Regions from separate parts of the Homo sapiens genome. Here region 1 is linked to region 2. Evidence: read pairs that join two places in POLR2A ChIA-PET (ENCODE). Cell type or tissue: A673. All regions are shown on one strand. Each heading gives the region's core, and the rest is flanking DNA. Links, peaks and the distances in the headings are about the cores only.

Region 1 (9,663 bases), core at 837-8,836, 56 kb before region 2:
ATGCTTAGTACCAGGGTCAGCAAGGCCTGTTTGTTCAAAAGTCATAGAGAAACTTGGCTTTTGAGGCCTGCCAATGTGTCCTTCACTTCAAGTACTCAGCATGCAAAAGCACTATACTTGTGATATTATCCTCTTCTTTTTTTTTGTTGTTGTTGTTGAGACAGGGTCTTGCTCTGTCACACAGGCTGGAGTGCACTGGCATGATCTCGGCTCACTGCAACCTCTGCCTCCCAGGTTCAAGAAATTCTTGTGCCTCAGCCTCCTGAGTGGCTGAAACTACAGGCACGCACCACCACACCTGGTTAATTTTTGTATTTTTGATAGAGACGGGGTTTCACCATTTTGGCCAGGCTAGTTGCATTTTTAAACTTTTAAATCTGAAAAGTGTCTTGCTCTGTTGCCCAGGCTGGAGTGCAGTGGTGCAATCTCCGCTTCTGGGTTCAAACCATTCTCCTGCCTCAGCCTCCTGAGTAGCTGGGATTACAGGCGCATGCCACCATGCCTGGCTAATTTTTGTATTTTTAGTAGAAATGGGGTTTCGTCTGTTGGCCAGGCTGGTCTTGAAGTCTTAATGTCAGGTGATTCGCCCGCCTTGGCCCCCCAAAGTGCTGGGATTACAGGTGTGAGCCACTGCGCCTAGCCGATATTATCTTCTGAGCCCCAACACTAGGAAAACAGCTTCTCTCCTCCTCTCCTTACTCCTCATAAGTAAATAAACGCAAGAATCTTCACCAAAAGATCTTTAGTCATACAAAAATGAAGTGTCAGATACTTTTTAAATATAACTTATTTACAGGGCTATGCTTATATAAATTGCTTTAACAGTCATTAGAGCATTATATGGGCTGAGAACATATTTTTAATATATTATTAAAACAATGGGTCTGGCATGGTGGCTCTTGCCTGTAATCCCAGCACTTTGGGAAGCCGAGGCAGAAGAATCACTTGAGACCAGGAGTTCAAGACCAGCCTATAGTGAGACTCTGTCTTTACAAACAAAAAACAAACAAAAATGATTATGTATGTTAATAATGCCTTAATAAATCTGATTTAGACAAAAAATGACTAACATTTGCTTAGTGCTTTGTAGAGACAACATTGTATAAAGAGCATTACATGCATTATTTTATTTAATAGAAAATCTCTGGCTGGGCACAGTGGCTCACGCCTGTAATCCCAGCACTTTGGGAGGCTGAGGTGGGCAGATCACTTGAGGTCAGGAGTTCAAGACCAGCCTGGCCAACATGGTGAAACGCTGTCTCTACTAAAAATGCAAAAATTAGCCAGGCATGGTGGCTGACGCCTGTAATCTCAGCTACTTGGGAGGCTGAGGCAGGAGAATGACTTGAATCTGGGAGGCAGAGGTTGCACTGAGCCAAGATCACGCCATTGCACACCAGCCTGAGCGACAAGAGTGAAACTCTATCTCAAAACAAAACAAAACAAAACAAAAGGAAAGAAAATTTCTGTAAAAGGGAAACTAAAACTTCCCCACCTCAGCCTCCAAAGTAGCTGCTACTACAGGTGCACGTCACCACACCTAGCTAATGTTCTAATCTTTTGTAGAGACAGAGACTCACCATGTTGCCCAGGCTAGTCCCGTACTCCAGGCACCAAACAATCCTCCTGCCTTGGTGTCTCAACATGCTAGGGGCCATAGGCATGAGCCACCTTGCCCAGTCAGCTCCTAAGAACTTAAGCTAAGTGCCCAATATCACATGCTTGGTAAGATGCAGAACTCAAACCTCCATGACTAATTCTGGAGCCCTGGTCTTAACCAGTGTGCTGTCCCTGTGAAAGTACATGTCTTGGCTAGGTGCAGTGGCTCACACCTGTAATCCCTGTACTTTGGGAGACTGAGGCGGGAGGGTGGCTTGAGACCAGGAGTTTTGAGACCAGCGTGGGCAACATAACAAAGTCCCATCTTCACAAAAAGAAAAATCTTAAAAATAAGCCTGGTATGGATGTGTGAACATATAGTCCCAGATGCTTGGGAGGCTGAAGAGGGAGGATTGTTTGAGCCCAGGAGGTTGAGGCTGCAGTGAGCTATGATAGCGCCCCTGTGCTCCAGCCTGGTTAACAGAGTGAGATCCTGTGTCGAAAACAACAACAGAAAAGCATGTCTTGACATAATAATGAAATGAAATGTGTGAACCTTGATTGGATTCTGGTTACTGAAAAAGAAAAAACAGCAGCTGGGCCAGGCACAGTGGTGTATGCCTGTTATCCAAGCTACTTGGGAGGCTGAGGTGGGAGGATTGCTTGAACTCAGGAGTGTGAATCCAGCCTGGGCAACATAGCAAGACTCCATCTCAAAAACAAAACAAAACAAAATAAAACAAAAAAAGCAGCTAAAAAAGACATTTTGGAAACAACTTAGAAAATTTTTGCCATAGATTGGTTATTAGTAAACATGGAATTACTATTAGTTGTGTGTAATATTGATATTGTGGTTATGAAAGAAAATATAAAATATCCTTATTTTAGGCAACAAAGTATCTAGGAATGAAGCTTCATATTGTCTTCAATTTACTTTCAAGTAGTTCAGTTAAAAAATGGCCAGGCACGGTGGCTCACACCTGTAATCCCAGCACTTTGGGAGGCCAAGGCAGGCGGATCACAAGGTCAGGAGATCGAGACCATCCTGGCTAACACAGTGAAACCCCGTCTCTACTAAAAATACAAAAATTAGCTGGGTGTGGTGGCGGGCGCCTGTAGTCCCAGACCCTGGGGAGCCTGAGGCAGGAGAATGGCGTGAACCCGGGACGCGGAGCTTGCAGTGAGCCGAGATCGCGCCACTGCACTCCATCCAGCCTGGCGACAGAGCGGGACTCCATCTCAAAAAAAAAAAAAAAAAAAAAAGTATGTGAACACACACACCCACACACAGAGCAACCAAGACAAAAAATGAACAACTAATGAATCAAGTGTGAGGGGTACATGGATGTTCATTGTATTAATCTTTCAACATTTCTGTAGGCTTGAAAATTTTCAAAATAAAATGCAGAGAAGAAAATTTGCACGTCTAGAAAAGGCTTGTGATAAATAATTCATAGAATCTCAGGATTATGAGACCAGCCTGGGCAACATAGTGAGACCTTGTCTCTACGAGAAAAAAAAGAAAAAGAAAAAAGAAGATCACGTGGAGTCTTACACCATCTCTTCCTTCACTAACATTTGCGTAGTTTTATCTCACACATCCTAAACTGGATCACACTATACTCAATGTACAAATAAGCATTAGAATGTATGAAAGTGGGCAAGACGCGGTGGCTAAACTTGTAATCCCAGCACTTTGGGAGGCCGAGGCGGGCGAGTCACCTGACCTCAGGAGTTCCAGACCAGCCTGACCAACATGGCTAAACCCTGTCTCTACTAAAATACAAAAATAGCCAGGCTTGGTGGCACGCGCCTGTAATCCTAGCTACTCAGGGGGCTGAGGCAGGAGAATGGCTTGAACCTGGGAGCCGAGATTGCACCACTGCATTCCAGCCTGGGCGACAGAGCGAGACTCCGTCTCCGCCGCCCCACCAAAAAAATGTATGAGTGTATATATTCTAACTGATATCAAAGTTCTCTCCGGGAGCTGGTAACAGAAAATTTCTTTCCTTGTTTGCTTACATTTTTACAATCATGAGCTTTTTAGAAAATGTCATTGAAGTTTTTTCTCTTTTTGAAATTCAATTTTAAAAGAAACAAGGGCCCAGTGGCTCACGCCTGTAATCTCAGTACTTTGAGAGGCTGAGGTGGGAGAACTGGCCAGGAGGCCAAGAATTCGAGGCTGCAGTGAGCCGAGGTCGTGCTAGGGCACTCCAGCGTGGGCGACAGAGCGAGACTCTGTCTTAATAAACGAACGCCGTAAGCATTCCGAACTGCTTTGTTTCCCATTGGAGAAATCTGTAAATATGTCATGGAAATTGGAATCTTTATTCTGCTCCTGTCCCTCTGCTGGCGGAGTAGGATTTTACCGCTGGTTCTACCTAGGCGTAGAGCTGTGTCTGCAAACAACCAGGCAAGACCGAAAAAAGTTAATGTTCTTAAAATATGCAAGTGGAGCCCGAAAATAGTTAAATTCTTGGACTAGGAAGGCATCCTTAAATGCTCAAGTCTCTGGGTAAGAGCGCACCGAGGGGCTGCGGCCAGAAGCCCCAGGAACCGAGGTGGTTCAGGCGGTAGCCACCGCCCACAGTCCAGGTCTTCTGGGCCGGCACACCCCTCCCACCATCTCAGCCAATCGGAGCTAAGGGGGCGGGGATCGGGCCAGCCGGAGGCGGGGCGGACGCAGGAGGGGGTGTGTCTGGGGAGGGGCCTGGCAGGTCCCAGAAGGTGGCGAGTTTCGCGGCCAGAGGCTTACAGGTCCAGGTGGAGAGGCCGGGCTGGCCAGGGCTTCGGCCTCCGGCGTCGGGAAATGGCGGCGGGGGGCAGGATGGAGGACGTGAGTGCACGGAGGCGGCGGGCGGTTGGCCCCGGAATCCGCTTTTTCTTGTGCCGGGGCGCACGGGGCGGAGACTCAGAGAGGGAAGCCACCCTTGGCGACTGCGGCCGCGGCCGAAGGGGGCGCCGCCTGTGCCCGGGGAGGCCTGGGCGCGGGGCTTTGGGAGGGCTCCAGGCGGCTGTGGGATCCGCGACACGTTGGCTCCGGGCTAATTTTCCCAGTGGAGGCTGGGGTGGGCTCCTGGGCGGTGGGCGCGCGGCCCCCGGGGGTCCCAGGCTGGCGCCCAGCCCACGTGCGGGGTACGTCTTTGATCCCGGAACTGGCAGCTTCACGTGATGCGCGCCTGGCCTGACAGCCCTTCCTCCCCGCGAGTCTCCGGGAGCCGGGCCGATGGGTTCCGCTCGGACGTCCCAGGGGCACAGGGGGCGAATCTCCCTTCCTGGTGAGGTCCCTTGCCTTGGCTCTAGAGGCTGTGGACTTGGAGTGACAACGACGCTCGGGCCGGGCGCCAGCGTCCCGCAGACCTGTCGCTATCATGGCCTGGAAACCCACACGAGAGAAAAAGTGTCATGTGTTGTTTTGAATCTAGCATGGTAGGAATACAAAGGTTTTTAAATCTTTGATAGATTCAAACCAGATTACCAAAACAAAAACAAAAACAAAAAAACAAAAAACCAGTGGCCTAGTTTACAGCGTGTATAGTACAGAATGGTAGCATAATTACAAAAATCTTATTTCTTTGCTTCAGTATCGTAAGGTGTTTTTAGGAGAAACATGTATGTATGCTGAGAGTTAACTGGATTTTCCACTGGCAAGTAATAAAATTTTTGCTCTTGAGAAATGCAAAGTTGACAGTTACTGTAAAGCACTAATTTGGGTTAATAAATTAGTAGGAATATTACTGTGATCCTATCACTGAATGAACTGCATCAGGAAAAGGAAGAGAAACATGAAACAGTTCCAGCATTACGGTAGCTTAGATTCTTGTGCAGTAACCAGTTAAATAATCTTGATGAAATAAAGACCAAACAATTTCTAATGAAACTAAAATTTTCTATTTTTTCCAGTTGAGAAAATGGAAAATTAACTGTAAGACCTGTAAGTAGATTTGAGACTCATATATATTTAAAGCAAAATTCATTGTTTCTGAGTTTTTAAGGCTGAGCTTCATGAGCTGACAATGTACAGAAAAAACCGAATATGTAAGAGGAAAATGAGAGTGTCTTAGAAAAACACATGCAGTAAGTGCTTCTTGGTTGATGCTAAGCTGCTCTGGCGTTCTTGGATCTGTAGCTTTTAGCTTTAGGATGCATATAGTACTAGAAATCTGCTTCCTCAAACACTGGAGCCTGGGGATGGTCTGGGAGGCTCATGCCTGTAATCCCAGCACTTTGGGAGGCCGAGGCAGGCAGATAACCTGAGGTCAGGAGTTTGAGACCAGCCTGGCCAACATGGCAAAACCCCGTCTCCACTAAAAATACAAAAATTAGCCAGGTGGGGTGGTGGGGGCCTGTAATCCCAGATACTGGGGAGGCAGGAGAATCGCTTGAACCCGGAAGGCAGAGGTTGCAGTGAGCCAAGATCGCATCACTGCACTCCAGCCGGGGCAACAGAGCGACAGAGCGAGACTCTGTCTCAAAAATAAAAATAAATAAAAATTAATTAGAGATTAATGTTTTGCTACCAACCACATATTGGAGTCACTTTAGATCTGAGTAAGTTGCCTGCTTTTGGTATTTTGTAAACATGATTCCTAGCCTTCAAGAAAAAGCTAAAAATTTTGGACCATGCCTTAGTTACAGACACTTAAATGAGTTGAGTCAAAGACTTTGTGTTAGTAGGGATTCATTGTTTGCAGGCAGTGAAACCAACTGTGGCTAATTTAAGAAAAGGATGTATTCGAAAGGCTATAGGGTGAGTATATGCCAAGGCCTCTGAAAGGACCCAAACAAGGGCATCTCAAGGCATTGAAGTGACAGGAGTCCTTTCAGGGTCTACCCTGGAATGAATCTGCCTAAATCATGATCTTTCTTCTTTTTTTGTGATGGAGTTTCACCCTTGTTGCCCAGGTTGGAGTGCAATGGTACGATCTCGGCTCACTGCAACCTCCGCCTCCCGGGTTCAAGTGATTCTTCTGCCTCAGCCTCCCAAATAGCTGGGATTACAGGCATGCACCACCACACCTGGCTAATTTTGTATTTTTAGTAGAGACGGGATTTCTCCATTTTGGTCAGGCTGGTCTCAGGTGATCCATCTGCCTTGGCCTCCCAAAGTGTTGGGATTACAGGCGTGAGCCACCGTGCCCGGCCTCATGATCTTTCTTTTACTGCTCATGGAAAGAGTTGGATTCACCCAACTGTTTTTTGTTCCATGACCACTCCTAGAGCAGAGGAGGAGGAAGGGTATTGAAGGATGGTTCCACTAAGACTTAATGCAGAAGTAGACAGTGGGTCCTCAAAGGAAATAGAGTTATTGTCACAGAAGAGAGAAGAGATACCATGTGGGCAAAAACAACAGACATCTTCTACAGGTGGTAATGTAGTTAATAATGGAAATGAAAAAATCATTTGGATTCAGGAGTCCTCTTCCCCTCACCCTTCACTTGCAGATGGTGAGTTAATAGAATGACTGGGTGCTGTTTGTATGGTTACACTGCATATTTCCTATAGGATTCAATGGAAAGTAAATACTCCTGAGTGACATAGAGAAGAACCATATTATAGTCCCCAACTCCTTCAGTGTAGTTAGGAAAAACAAAAGATACACCCATGAAAAGGAAAACAATACAAGGCAGCATAAGAAATATTCCAAATGAATATTATGGGCAATAAGTTTTATAGGATTTTAAAGCAGAAGGAAAACACTTAACAAGGCCAGTTTTATAGAGAACATAAACTTGGTTAGGACCTTGAAAGATGCATAGAATTCTGAAAAAGGTAAGGGAGGATATTTGTAGGGCTCTATAGAAAGCTCATTTAGGCGAGAGAAGAAGGTGCATGAAAGTGACATATTAGGAGATAAAGTAGATTATTGTCTTATAGTGAAGTTTTCAATGCTAGCTTTGTTTAAATGTCCCAGGTCTGGCCAGGTGCGGTGGCTCACGCCTGTAATCCCAGCACTTTGGGAGGCTGAGGCGGGTGGATCACCTGAGGTCAGAAGTTTGAGACCAGCCTGGCCAACATGGCGAAACCCGGTATCTACTAAAAATATAAAAATTACCTGGGCATGGTGGCACATGCCTGTAATCCCAGCCTGTGGTCAGGAGGCTGAGGCAGGAGAATTGCTTGAACCTGGGAGGCAGAGGTTGCAGTGAGCCAAGATCACACCATTGCACTCCAATCTGGGCAACAAGAGCGAAATTCTGTCTCAAAAGTAAATAAATAAATAAATAAATAAAAATTTCCCAGGTCTGAAGCATACAAGAAGTTGAGCAGTCTTTCTTTCTCTCAACACGCATATTGAACACCTTAGCATCTGCTGTGTATCAAGTGTTAAAAGCACAAAGGACATAATATAAAAGAGTCTCTGCCCTTGTAAAGCACATTTTATTCTGACAATTTCAATGCCATGTGCTTAGTATGGTAGGTTATGATACAGATACAGATGTAAGAGAGTTCAGTAGGGACTTCCATTCCCAGCCAACATGGAGTAACTGGGAATAGATATACCATTCTGCCTGAAACAACCAAAAAGCTAGATATAACGTATGATACAACACTTTGTGAGATACCGGACATCAGACAATGAAGGGTAGCAATCTCAGAGATGGGAAACAAATGCTGTGAACCCTATCACTGCTCCGGCTTACTGCCTTGAAAGAGTGTGCAGGCTGTGACAGGGAAGGGGGAAGCCAGGCAGAGCCCAGCAGACTTCTGAGTTGAGGAGATGGAGTTGAGGGTCTAGGAGATCGAGGTAACTGGAGTTCACAAGACAGAGCACCCAGAGAGGAGAGAGCTACAAAGAGGGAGAACTCTGAAGATATGCACGGGGAGCCCCCTGGCCCTGCGCCTACCAGGCATCCAGTAGAGTGCTAATCAGGGCATGAGGAAGCTCTTGGAGGCCTCATAAAGAACCACCTAAAAGGATTGGAAGGAACAGTTTCTCCATACAGGGCCAAGAATACTGCCTATTTCACCCACAAGCCAGACGGAACCCTCATAATTCACAGAGCATGTAGGTAGAGTACTCAGAAAGGTCTTGCCTCAGTAGTGGAGGCCTTAGATTAGCCTTAGATGAAGCCCACCTAATTTCTTAACAGCAAGACTGTTTCCAAGTAACTTGACTGCACTCCAGAACAAAGTTCACGAATATAGGATTACAGAAAATGGCCGGGTGCGGTGGCTCATGCCTGTAATCCCGGCACTTTGAGAGGCTGAGGCGAGCGGATCACGAGGTCAGGAGATCGAGACCATCCTGGTTAACATGGTGGAACCCTGTCTCTACTAAAAGTACAAAAAATTAGCCGGGCGTGGTGCTGGGTGCCTGTATCCCAGCTACTTGGGAGGCTGAGGCAGGAGAATGGTGTGAACGCAGGAGGCAGAGCTTGCAGTGAGCCGAGATCATGCCACTGCACTCCAACCTGGGTGACAGAGCAAGACTACATCTCCAAAAAAAAAAAAAAAAAAAAAAAAAAAGGGAATACAGAAAATACCCAGCACCCACAGAGGTAAAATTTGCAATATCTGGCATCCAATAAAAAATGACAAGGCATGCTAAGAGGCAGGAAAATGTGAGCTGTACTGAGTCCACTGAAACTGATTCAGACATGACATAGGCTAGAAATAGCATGTGAACATTAAACATTATTATAAATGTCTTCTATATATTTAGAAGTTACATAGAGACATGGAAGATACAAAGTAGACCCAGCTCAAACTTGTACAGATGAAAACTACAATGTCAGATTAAGAGTGCAGTAGGAATGATGCTGGGGCTGGGAATGCTAAAAAGGCACCGCAGAGAAGGCGGTTTTGCTGGGACAAGCATTTGACAGGTGGGGAAGAATAAGTAGAGCTGGTGTAGAGATGGAAAGTGTTTCATGAAAGACGGGTATCATAAGCAGACGGCACCAGGAGGGAGGGAAATGGTGAGAGGCAAATCCTTGGCCAGGCGTGGTGGCTTATGCCTGTAATCCCAGCACTTTGGGAGGCCAAGGTGGGTGGATTGCTTGAGTTTTGGAGTTCAAGACCAGCCTGGGCAACATGGTGAAATCTCACCTTTACTAAAAA
Region 2 (9,663 bases), core at 490-8,489:
CCACATGTTAAAGGCTAAAAATGCTTACCCTCTCCCTGTGATGCCCACTCCATCCCCTTAAATTGTGCCCTGTGGTTTAACTAAGGGTTACAACCTGCTCCCTGCTTAGTATGTGTCAGGAATAGCACAATCCAACCTTTATACAGAGGAGACAAAATTGGTAAGTTTGTTCTGCTTCATCCCTTGCAAGCTCCATCTGCAGTTTCTGAAAAACAGAAATAATCACCCTTATACTCAGCAATGTGCCAGGTCCATGCACATGATAGGTAACCCCCACGACATTCCTGGGAGGGAGCCATTCTTAGCACTGTTTTATAGATAGTTGTTAGAGCAACATAAAGTTTTCTTCTTGGAAACTGTAAAAGAAAAAAACTAAAGGGATTATATTCATACATATGTTAATACAATAGCCTCTGCATCTTCCATTAAAAAAAAACAAAAAAACAAAAAAAATGACGACAACAACTAGTAAAATAGTTCAGCCTAACAGGTGGGTTTTCATTCACAAACTGTCCCTGTACAGATTCTGAGAGGTTGTGAATCTGGTCCTACATAGAAATAAGGCCGAAGAGGCCCAGTAAAAGTGTCAGTGAAAGTACAGATGTGAGATTTCTCAGCCATGTTATAGAATGAGATCTCACCCATCTCATAGTCCAGGAAAATGCCAATGGCCCTGGCTTTCACCTCTAACAACAGAGGGGTTGGAAAAGCCCCTGGTGCATGATAGCCATCATCTTGCAGCTCAATTCTCCAACATTCCTGCTGGGCTGATGAGGGTCTCCTCGCCTTTGTGGGAAGAGAATCTTTGCAAATGCCAATAGCCCATTCTGACTTATCCCCCACTTCAATCTCCCAGAAATGCCTGCCAGAATGAAAATACGGAAAACCCAGAACAACTGGCTTGACTGTAAATCTTTTTGGGAAACCAGGAACCTTTTGTTTTCTCTTTGTAAATCTCACACGTTTTTTATCTTCAGATACAATCAGGTTAGGGTGTGCTGTTTCAGGGTCTAGAATTATTTCTACTTTAAATTTCTTTATAATTCTCTGCAGAGCAGAATATTGGGGAGGAAAACTGCAGCCATCTCTCTTTAAATGAATTGAAAAGATCGATGGGCTACTCTCATTTTCAGATTCGTAGAAAATTTTAATTTGTGACAGCAATTCCAGTTCAGACAGCTCACTGAGCTCTACTACCTTACTTAACTGGCTTTTGAGTGTGGCACTGTAGTTTGAAAATGCTGTTATGTTTGCACTGAGTTTCTGTTGATTGTCCTTCTCTTCTTCAGCTAATCTGGAGAGAACTGCCTGTTGCTCACGGTCTAAAAACTGGTTGAGGTGCTCAAATTCAGAGGATAATTCCTGCCTTTGGTTTTCCACCATCTCTCTCAGTTCTAAGGGTTTTTTGCTTTGAGTGCTTATTAATTTTTGGAGGTCTGCCAATTGCTTTTTCAGGGGCTGGATGTAACTGCAGAATCTTTTCCTATAATGAATGGCAGCTTTCTCTATGGGCCTCACATGGTGGCCCTGGTGGTCAGGGGGCTGAGTGCACAGCGGACACAACACCATCAGGTCCTCCTTGCAGAAAACGCTCAGGGGCTGGTTGTGTTTCTCGCACAAGGTGGTCTCTTCCTGCTTCCTTTTATTACTCTTGGTGCTCTGGAGTAGCTTGGCAATTTCAATCATCCTTCCCAGCTGGGTGTTGCTCCTGAAGTGCCCCTCTTGACACTGGTGACGACAGACAGGGCAAGGGAACAATTCCTGTAGATCCAGCCAGGACTGTTGGATGCAGGAACGACAGAAGTTGTGCCCACATTCGATGGTGACGGGGTCACTCAGGTAATCCAGACAGATGGAGCACTTAGCTTCTGCTTGGAGTCCGGTCAGAGCTGCTGCCACTGCCATTGGGCTGTCGGTGAAGGTCTCGACCAAGGTGGGCTTTCTTCAAGAGGTTGAGTTCTGTGGGTACTCTTCAGTGAGAAGCAGATATGCTCTTAGATCTCACTGTCCTTCCTGGAGGCAGCTGATGACCTCACTACAGTCCCACTGATTTCTCACATTGGTGGCAGCCCTTGAAGTCCTTTGAATCTTCGGACCCTTTAATTCCAACTGCCAAAAGGAGTCCCACACACAGCCTGCCGGCAGTCACAGCTCAGCCAGACAACTGCTCTTCCAGCCTTTGGCTGCTCAGAGAAAATGATGCCAAGCTAAGCAGCTGTTAGGAAAACAGCTGTTGCCTCAAATCATTGGTTGCTGTGGGTGAGAAGATATTTCTTTCTTAAGAACAAAACAAGATGAAACAAACCTGAATTTATTTCAGGTGGTCCTAACCTCCACCACATTCTAGCCAAACACAAATTATCCTCCCCTAGTCCCAGTCTTTTATTTCCATGCCTTTATTATTGTGCCCTAGCTATTCCACATAGTTGGAACCACAATCCCCACATCCCATCTACTTACCAGTCATCCTAACTGGGGTTGTGGGAACAGCTTAGGCCCTGAGGCATAGAGACCACCCAAATTAAAATACAGCCTTTGTTACCTATATCTGTAACTTGGAGAAATTTGCTTTACATCCCAAATTCTTGGAATCAGGTAAATAATGACAATCTCCCTTTAAACTTTTGTCTTGGTAAGTTATTTCTAGCCTGGGCAATGTAGACTGAGCCCATCTCTACAAAAAATAAAAATAAAAAAATAAAAAAATAAAAAAAAAATTAGTTGGGCATGATGGTGCGCACCTGTAGTCCCAGCCTACTTGGGAGGTTGAGGCAGGAGGAATCCTTGAGCCACAGAGGTCAAGGCTCCAGTGAGCTGTCACTGTGGCACTGCACTCCAGCCTGGGTGACAGAGTGAGACCTTGTCTCTAATTAGAAAAAAACAAAAAGTATTTCTGATGGCTCAAAATCACATCTACCAAATTTACCTTGCTCTTACATCCTTGCTTCTCTACAGTTGAATAGGCCACAGAAGACCTATCTATTTGTGAAATGAAACCCAACGAGATAACACATTGAATATAAACAAAATTTGCGAAAATATTTTCAGTATTTACTACTAAAATGTCATTATGTCTAAATGCAAAATACCTACAAGATAAGAAAATAAAAAGACAAAAACTGAACATATTCCCAATGTATGGGAACATGCTCTCCAAACGAGCATAGAAGCAACAGTTATGTAGACATTCCAACACTGTAGACTGTGAAGTAGAAACAAAGGCTGAGCTTGGTGGCTCAGCCTGTAATCCCAGCACTTTGGGAGGCCGAGGTGGGAGGATCAGTTGAGTTCAGGAGTTTGAGACCAGCCTGGCCAACATGGCAAAACCTTGTCGCTACTAAAAATACAAAAAAAATTAGCCTGGCATGGGGGCACATGCCTGTAATAGCTACTTGGGAGGCTAAGACATGAGAATCGCTTGAACCCAGGAGGCGGCGGTTGCAGTGAGCTGAGATCGCACCACTGCACTCCAGCCTGGGTGACTAGACTGCTATCTCAAAAGCACACAAACAAAAAACAAAAAACAAAAAAATACTTAAAAAGTTTTTCCTTTGACATTGTAATTTGACAATGCTAATCCTATAAAAATGCAGATGACTTGAACAAATATTCAAACATATATACAAATATTTTTGTTGTTGAGACAGGTTCTCTTTTGGTCACTCAGTGCATGATCATGGCTCACTGAAGTCTAATTTCTTGTTATTTTTTCTAGAGGTCTTGCCATGTCACTCAGTCTGATCTCAAACTCCTGAATTCAAGAAATCCTCCTGTCTCACCCTCCCAAAATGCGAGGATTACAGGTGTGAGCCACTGCACCAGGCTGAAAATGTGATTTTCAGTACTAGTTTGAACTTCAAAAAAGAGGAAGCATTGGAAAATGTCTAGTCAGTATTGGCAGAATAAACTATATTACATGTGTGTAACATACATTCTATACAAGGCAGTATCAAGCAGATTTTAAAGCAAAATAATAGCACCAAATATATTGATGCACACAGTATATCCTAGGATAAAAAAAAGCGGGCATCTTCCTACTCCTTCCACCTATTTTTCACTCTGTTCACAGCTATCATCTCTTTCCCTTGGACCAAGGGGCCATCACATTCAGAATTTTGTATTTTAGAAAATGGATTGGCCGGGCGCAGTGGCTCACGCCTATAATCCCAGCACTTTGGGAGGCCAAGGCGGGCAGATGACCTGAGGTCAGGAGTTTGAGACCAGCCTGCCCCAAATGGTGAAACCCCGTCTGTACTAAAAATACAAAAAAATTAGCCGGGCATGGTGGTGGGCACCTATAATCCCAGCTACTTGGGAGGCTGAGGCAAGAGAATGGCTTGAACCTGGGAGGCGGAGGTTGTGGTGAGTCGAGATCACACCATTGCACACCAGCCTGGGCAACAGAGCGAGACTCTGTCTCAAAAAAAAAAAAAAAAAAAAAAAAAAAAAAGAGACAGAGACAGAGAAAGAAAAAGAAAAAGGACATGGTACATAGATTGTCTATTATGTGAGCATGCCCAGAAAGGTTTCGGAAACACTCTATTATCAATCCCTGTGGTCCAAGGCCTCAGTAATAAAAACACACTTTTATCAGACAGCATAGTCCATGGCATCAGAAATTACTCCCAGGATCTAGTGAAGGGACAGTCCTGAAGACAGACCTTTCTTTGGAAAATGCAGGGATCCCTCAGCTCAAGTCTGCTGATTTCACCCTTACTGGAGGGTCTCAGGAATCACTTCTTTAAAAAAAAAAAATCATTTTTATTAACTTATTTATTTTTAATAGAGATGGGATCTTGCTGTATTGCCCAGGCTGATCTTGAACTCCTGGCCTCTCAAAGTGTTGGGATTACAGGTGTGAGCCACCTCGCCAAGCTGAAAATATATATATTTTAAAGAGATGGGGTCTCCCAGCCTGGCCAACATGGTGGAACCCTGTCTCTACTAAAAATACAAAAATTAACTGGGTGTTGATGGGTGTAGATAACTGATGCCTGTAGTCCCAGCTACTCCAGAGGCTGAGGTGGGAAAGTCGCTTGAACCCAGGAGGCAGAGGTTGCAGTGAGCTGAGATCGCACCACTTCATTCCAGCCTGAGCAATACAGTGAGACTCAAAAAAAAAAAAAAAAGGGAGAGAGAGACAGCGTCTCATGTGTTGCCCAGGCTTGTGTTGAACTCTTGGGCTCACGTGATCCACCTGCATCGGCCTCCCAAAGTGCTGAGATTACAGGCGTGAACCACCACGCCTAGCATACTTCTTGATCAAGCATAAATTTCTGGAGCAGAGTGCATTCTCTCGCCCTGAGGCATCTCTGGACAGCTGATCCAGAGTCCTGCAAAGCTCAGGTCCTGCCACTATTTTCTTTCCTTAGCTCCTTCTCTTTGTTCAGATTTCAGGCTTCCCCTCTGGCCTCATCTTCCAGCGTCAAGACTCAGTATCAAACGCCTCTCCTTTGTAAAATGTAGTTATCGCCGGGCACAGTGGCTCACACCTGTAATCCCAGCACTTTGGGAGGCCAAGGTGGGTGGATCACCTGAGGTCGGGAGCTGAGACCAGCCTAACCAACGTGGAGAAACCCTGTCTCTACTAAAAATACAAAACTAGCCCGGCATGGTGGTACATGCCTGTAATCCCAGCTACTCGGGAGGCTGAGGCAGGGGAATCACTTGAACCTGGGACATGGAGGTTGCGGTGAGCCAGGATCGTGCCACTGCACTCCAGCCTGGGCAACAAGAGTGAAACTCCATCGCAAAAAAAAAAAAAAAAAAGTAGTTATCTTACCAGGCACAGTGGCTCACGCGTGTAACATTAGTGCTTTGGGAGGCAGAACTGGGAGGATCGCTTGAGCCCAAGGAATTCAAGACCAGATCTGGGCAGAGTGAGACCCCATTTCTACAAAAAAAAATTTTTTTTTAATGGTTGAGTTTGATTCCTGGTGTTCCCTTATTAACTGTGTGGCCTTGGGGGAGCTACTTAACCCCTCCTGGCCTTAGTCTGTCCTTTGTAAGCAAGCAATAGTGGTTAAATAAAGGGAGATCAAGTCCATAAACAGCCTGATGGGGACCTCAGGGCCTCGGATCAGGGCTCTAACCCTCCACCCCACCCCCAACTCTATACACAAACCATCCCTCACTGCTACATCCTGGAAGGTAATTCCACACTCGCCATCAGACCAGCATTTCTGGGAATGTTCCCAGACAGATATCAGTCACCTCATTTTCTGACTCCTTAGGACAGGGTGGGCTCTCAGCTTAACTTTTTTTAGTAAGCATTTCGGTGACTTAGGACAAAACTAGTAAATAAATCAGGAACCATAATAAATAAATGGCGTGCGTTTTAAAATAACCTTATGCCGCAGGCGCGGTAGTTCATGCCTGCAATCCCAGCACTTTGGGAGGCCGAGGCAGGCGGAACACTTGAGATCAGGGGTTCGAGACCAACCTGGCCAACACGGTGAGACTAAAAATACAAAAATACTAAAAATGGGCCAGGCACGGTGGCTCACACCTATAATCCCAGCACTTTGGGAGGCCACGGCGGGTGGATCACGAGGTCAGAAGATCGAGACCATACTGGCCAACATGGTGAAACCCTGTTTCTACTGAAAATACAAAAAATTAGCTGGGCATGGTGGCACATGCCTGTAGTCCCAGCTACTGGGGAGGCTGAGGCAGGAGAATCACTTGAACCTGGGAGGCGGAGGTTGCAATGAGTCAAGATAGCCACTGCACTCCAGCCTGGGCAACAGAGCAAGACTCTGTCTCAAAAAAAAAAAAAAAAAAAAATACACAAATTATCCTGACTGGTGGAGAGTGCCTGTAATTCCAGCTACTTGGAAGGCACAGGCAGGAGAATTGCTTGACCCCAGGAGGCAGAGGTTGTAGTTAGCCAAGATCACCCCAGTGCACTCCAGCCTGGGTCACAGAGCGTGATTGCGTCTCAAAAAAATAAATGAAAATAAAAACATTAAATAACCTGATGCCGAATTCAGGTTCCCTTGTGAGGTGCAAGCTCCCTCTAGGCACAGAGCAGGTGCTCAAGAGGTCACGGGTTTCACTACACTCCAGCCTCCCGCACCCACGGAATGTCACTTCCCAGCTTACCTGGAGCAGGGGGAGCTCTGCGGCGGTCCTTTATCCGTGCAAAAGGCCACACACTAGATACTAACTAAACACACATGGAAAGTGCAGCTGTGAGGACTCCACCCAGCTAAGACCAGCTTCCACCTGGAAGTGGGAGGGGTAGGGGCAAGAGAGGGTGGGGGAGGCTTCCTCCCTGTAAGCACTTAAGTGTCCTTGGCCTTGATCTAAGAACTTTGGAGTCTTTTTTGTAATAACTGAATAGGGCAGGTTTGCATTTGCTCATGCAAATAACCAGAGCCCACCTTATTTAGATGAGTGAAAAGGAACAGAGAAGTTGAGAAAGACTAAAGGAGATTTCAACCCAGAGCCTGCAACTGGGCTACCTGCTGAAAGATATCCCTTACAAGCCTGAGCAACATGGTGAAACCCTGTCTCTGTGGAAAATACAAAAAATTAGCTGGGTGTGGCGGCAGGCACCTGTAATCCCAGTTATTTGGGAGGCTGAGGCAGGGAGAATTGCTTGAACCCAGGAGGCAGAGGTTGCAGTGAGCCGAGATGGCGCCACTGCACTCCAGCCTGGGCGACAGAGTGAGACTGTCTCAAAAGCAAAACAAAACAAAACAAAACAGGAATCTTGATTTCTCCTGAACTCTGAAGCCAGAAACCTGGCCGTCTCCCAGTCTTCTCCACCTCAATCAATGGAATCTTTGTTCACCTAATATTTGAAGCAGAAAATCAAGAAGACATCTCTGATTTCCCTCATTTCTTTTGCTCCCTACAAATCCACCATCAAGTCCTGGTGTCCTGCCCCACACTGTGTCCCTGAGCTCTGACACACCCTCCTTGGGGACACCTGGGAACCCTCACCTGGTTAGCTGACCCTGGCTGTCCTCCCTCATCCCCCGCCCCTCAGAATCCAGTGCTGTCACCTGGGATGCTAATCTGGGGGCTGTGTTTGGCTTCATGTGTGTCCTGTGAAAGCAGAAGACAGATTGACAACACTGGCCATACACAGATCCTCAAGAAGCCATGAGTCCTAAGGGGCAGGCAGAGAAAGAGTCATCTGTCCAAGAGACCAAAGAGACTGAGGGGCAGCTGTCCGGGGCCCACAGCAGGGTCCCGCTCCTAGGGGATCAGGACAACTGTAAAGGGACTGATAAAAATGCGTGGGAGCATTTCAGAGGAGTATCAGGGGCAAAGGCCAGAGTGGCTCTAATGGGAGACAAGAGATAAACACTCATTATAATTCCCAAAGGTAATCAGCCCAGAGCCTGAAGTCAAAGTAAAAGAACAGATTATTTGGATTAATTTACATTTCTGAGGGTAAGTGATCCTTTCTCAATTCTGTCCCTCCCACCCATTAGCTGATTCCATTTGGTTTTGGCCCCACCATATGATTATAAAGGAAATAATCAAAATATAGCAATTTTTCCTCCAAAGGAGTTTTAATGCCAAAATGAGTGAGAGTTCTGTCTTAAAAATGAAACTGAGTGGCCAGGCATGGTGGCTAACGCCTGTAATCCCAGCACTTTGGGAGGCTGAGGGGGGGCGGATTGCCTGAGCTCAGGAGTTCAAGACCAGCCTGGGCAACACAGCGAAACCCCGTCTCTACTAAAAATACAGAAAATTAGCTGGGCATGGTGGTGCACGCCCATAATCCCAGCTACTCAGGAGGCTGAGACAGGAGAATCCTGGGAGGCGGAGGTTGCAGTGAGCTGAGATCATGCCACTGCACTCCAGCCTGGGCGACAGAGTGAGACTCTATCTCAAAAACAAACAAACAAAAAAGTGAAACTGAATGTTTTCAATCCTCTAAACTATAATAGAGTTTTAATATAGTATATTTTAAATGTTTAATATTTTCTGGGAAAAGAACAAATAAATAGAGATGAAGACCATCAGAGGATTGTAGAGTGCTGTCTTCTGGTTGTCTCTTGACATACTCCCTGTGTGCTCTCAGACACACCCCGGGGACTTACACTACCATTTGTCTGTAGAGGAGACCCAAGCCTATATCTCATCAATAGATTACTAATATCTTTCCCAATTCTAAATGATTTCAGTCATGCTGTGCCATTTATTAGCTCCTCAACCTTGAACAAGTAATTTATAATCTCCTTGAATTTTATTTTTCTCACCTGTAATATGAGGACGTGTGTGCATATATATTTGATCACAGTTGGCCCCTGGCATTGCTTATTAGTATTAAGAAAAGAATACATTGATCTGTAGATCTTGTTTGGAGCCTGAATTAAACAAACTAACTCTAAAACACACAAATTTTGAGACAGCCTGCGGAATTTGAAAGGAGAAAAGATATTTAATGATACTTAAATTACATTTAATTTTTAAAGGGTGATTATGATATTACTGTTACTTTTTTTTTTTTTTTAACTTGAGATGGGGTCTCAGTATATCGCCCAGGCTGGTCTTGAACTCCTGCCTCAAGTGATCCTCCTGTTACTGGAGTGGGTCTCGATCCAGATCCCGAGAGAGGGTTCTTGGATCTTGTGCAAGAAAGAATTCAGGGCGAGTCCATAGAGTAAAGTAAAAGCAAGTTCATTAAGAAAGTAAAGGAAT

What was found. ChIA-PET counts read pairs that join two places held together with the same protein. Peaks named below come from ENCODE experiments on the same cell type or tissue, not always from the same donor. Only the 100,000 strongest peaks of a DNase experiment are listed, where the experiment ranks them.
Region 1: POLR2A ChIA-PET joins it to region 2 with 11 read pairs; 2 of 35 experiments call an interaction of 5 or more read pairs at or near these places.

The regions. Positions count from the first base shown.
Region 1 is chr4:165,107,519-165,117,181 of GRCh38, reverse strand. It overlaps TMEM192 (transmembrane protein 192), which reads left to right and starts at 4,322. Exons shown (of 6, transcript NM_001100389.2): 1 at 4,322-4,435. The coding sequence starts at 4,409. RefSeq lists enhancers at 3,967-4,026, 4,807-5,046 and silencers at 4,150-4,348, 4,517-4,776. In A673, for the core only: CTCF peaks have their summits at 3,968 and 4,654; DNase peaks (open chromatin) are centred at 3,951, 4,221 and 4,811; H3K4me3 peaks cover 1,777 bases; H3K27ac peaks cover 1,531 bases.
Region 2 is chr4:165,051,390-165,061,052 of GRCh38, reverse strand. TRIM75 (tripartite motif containing 75) reads right to left here and starts at 7,187. Exons shown (of 2, transcript NM_001396070.1): 1 at 7,105-7,187; 2 at 499-2,253. The coding sequence starts at 1,905. The coding sequence ends at 499. In A673, for the core only: no CTCF peak of the experiment used is centred there; no DNase peak of the experiment used is centred there.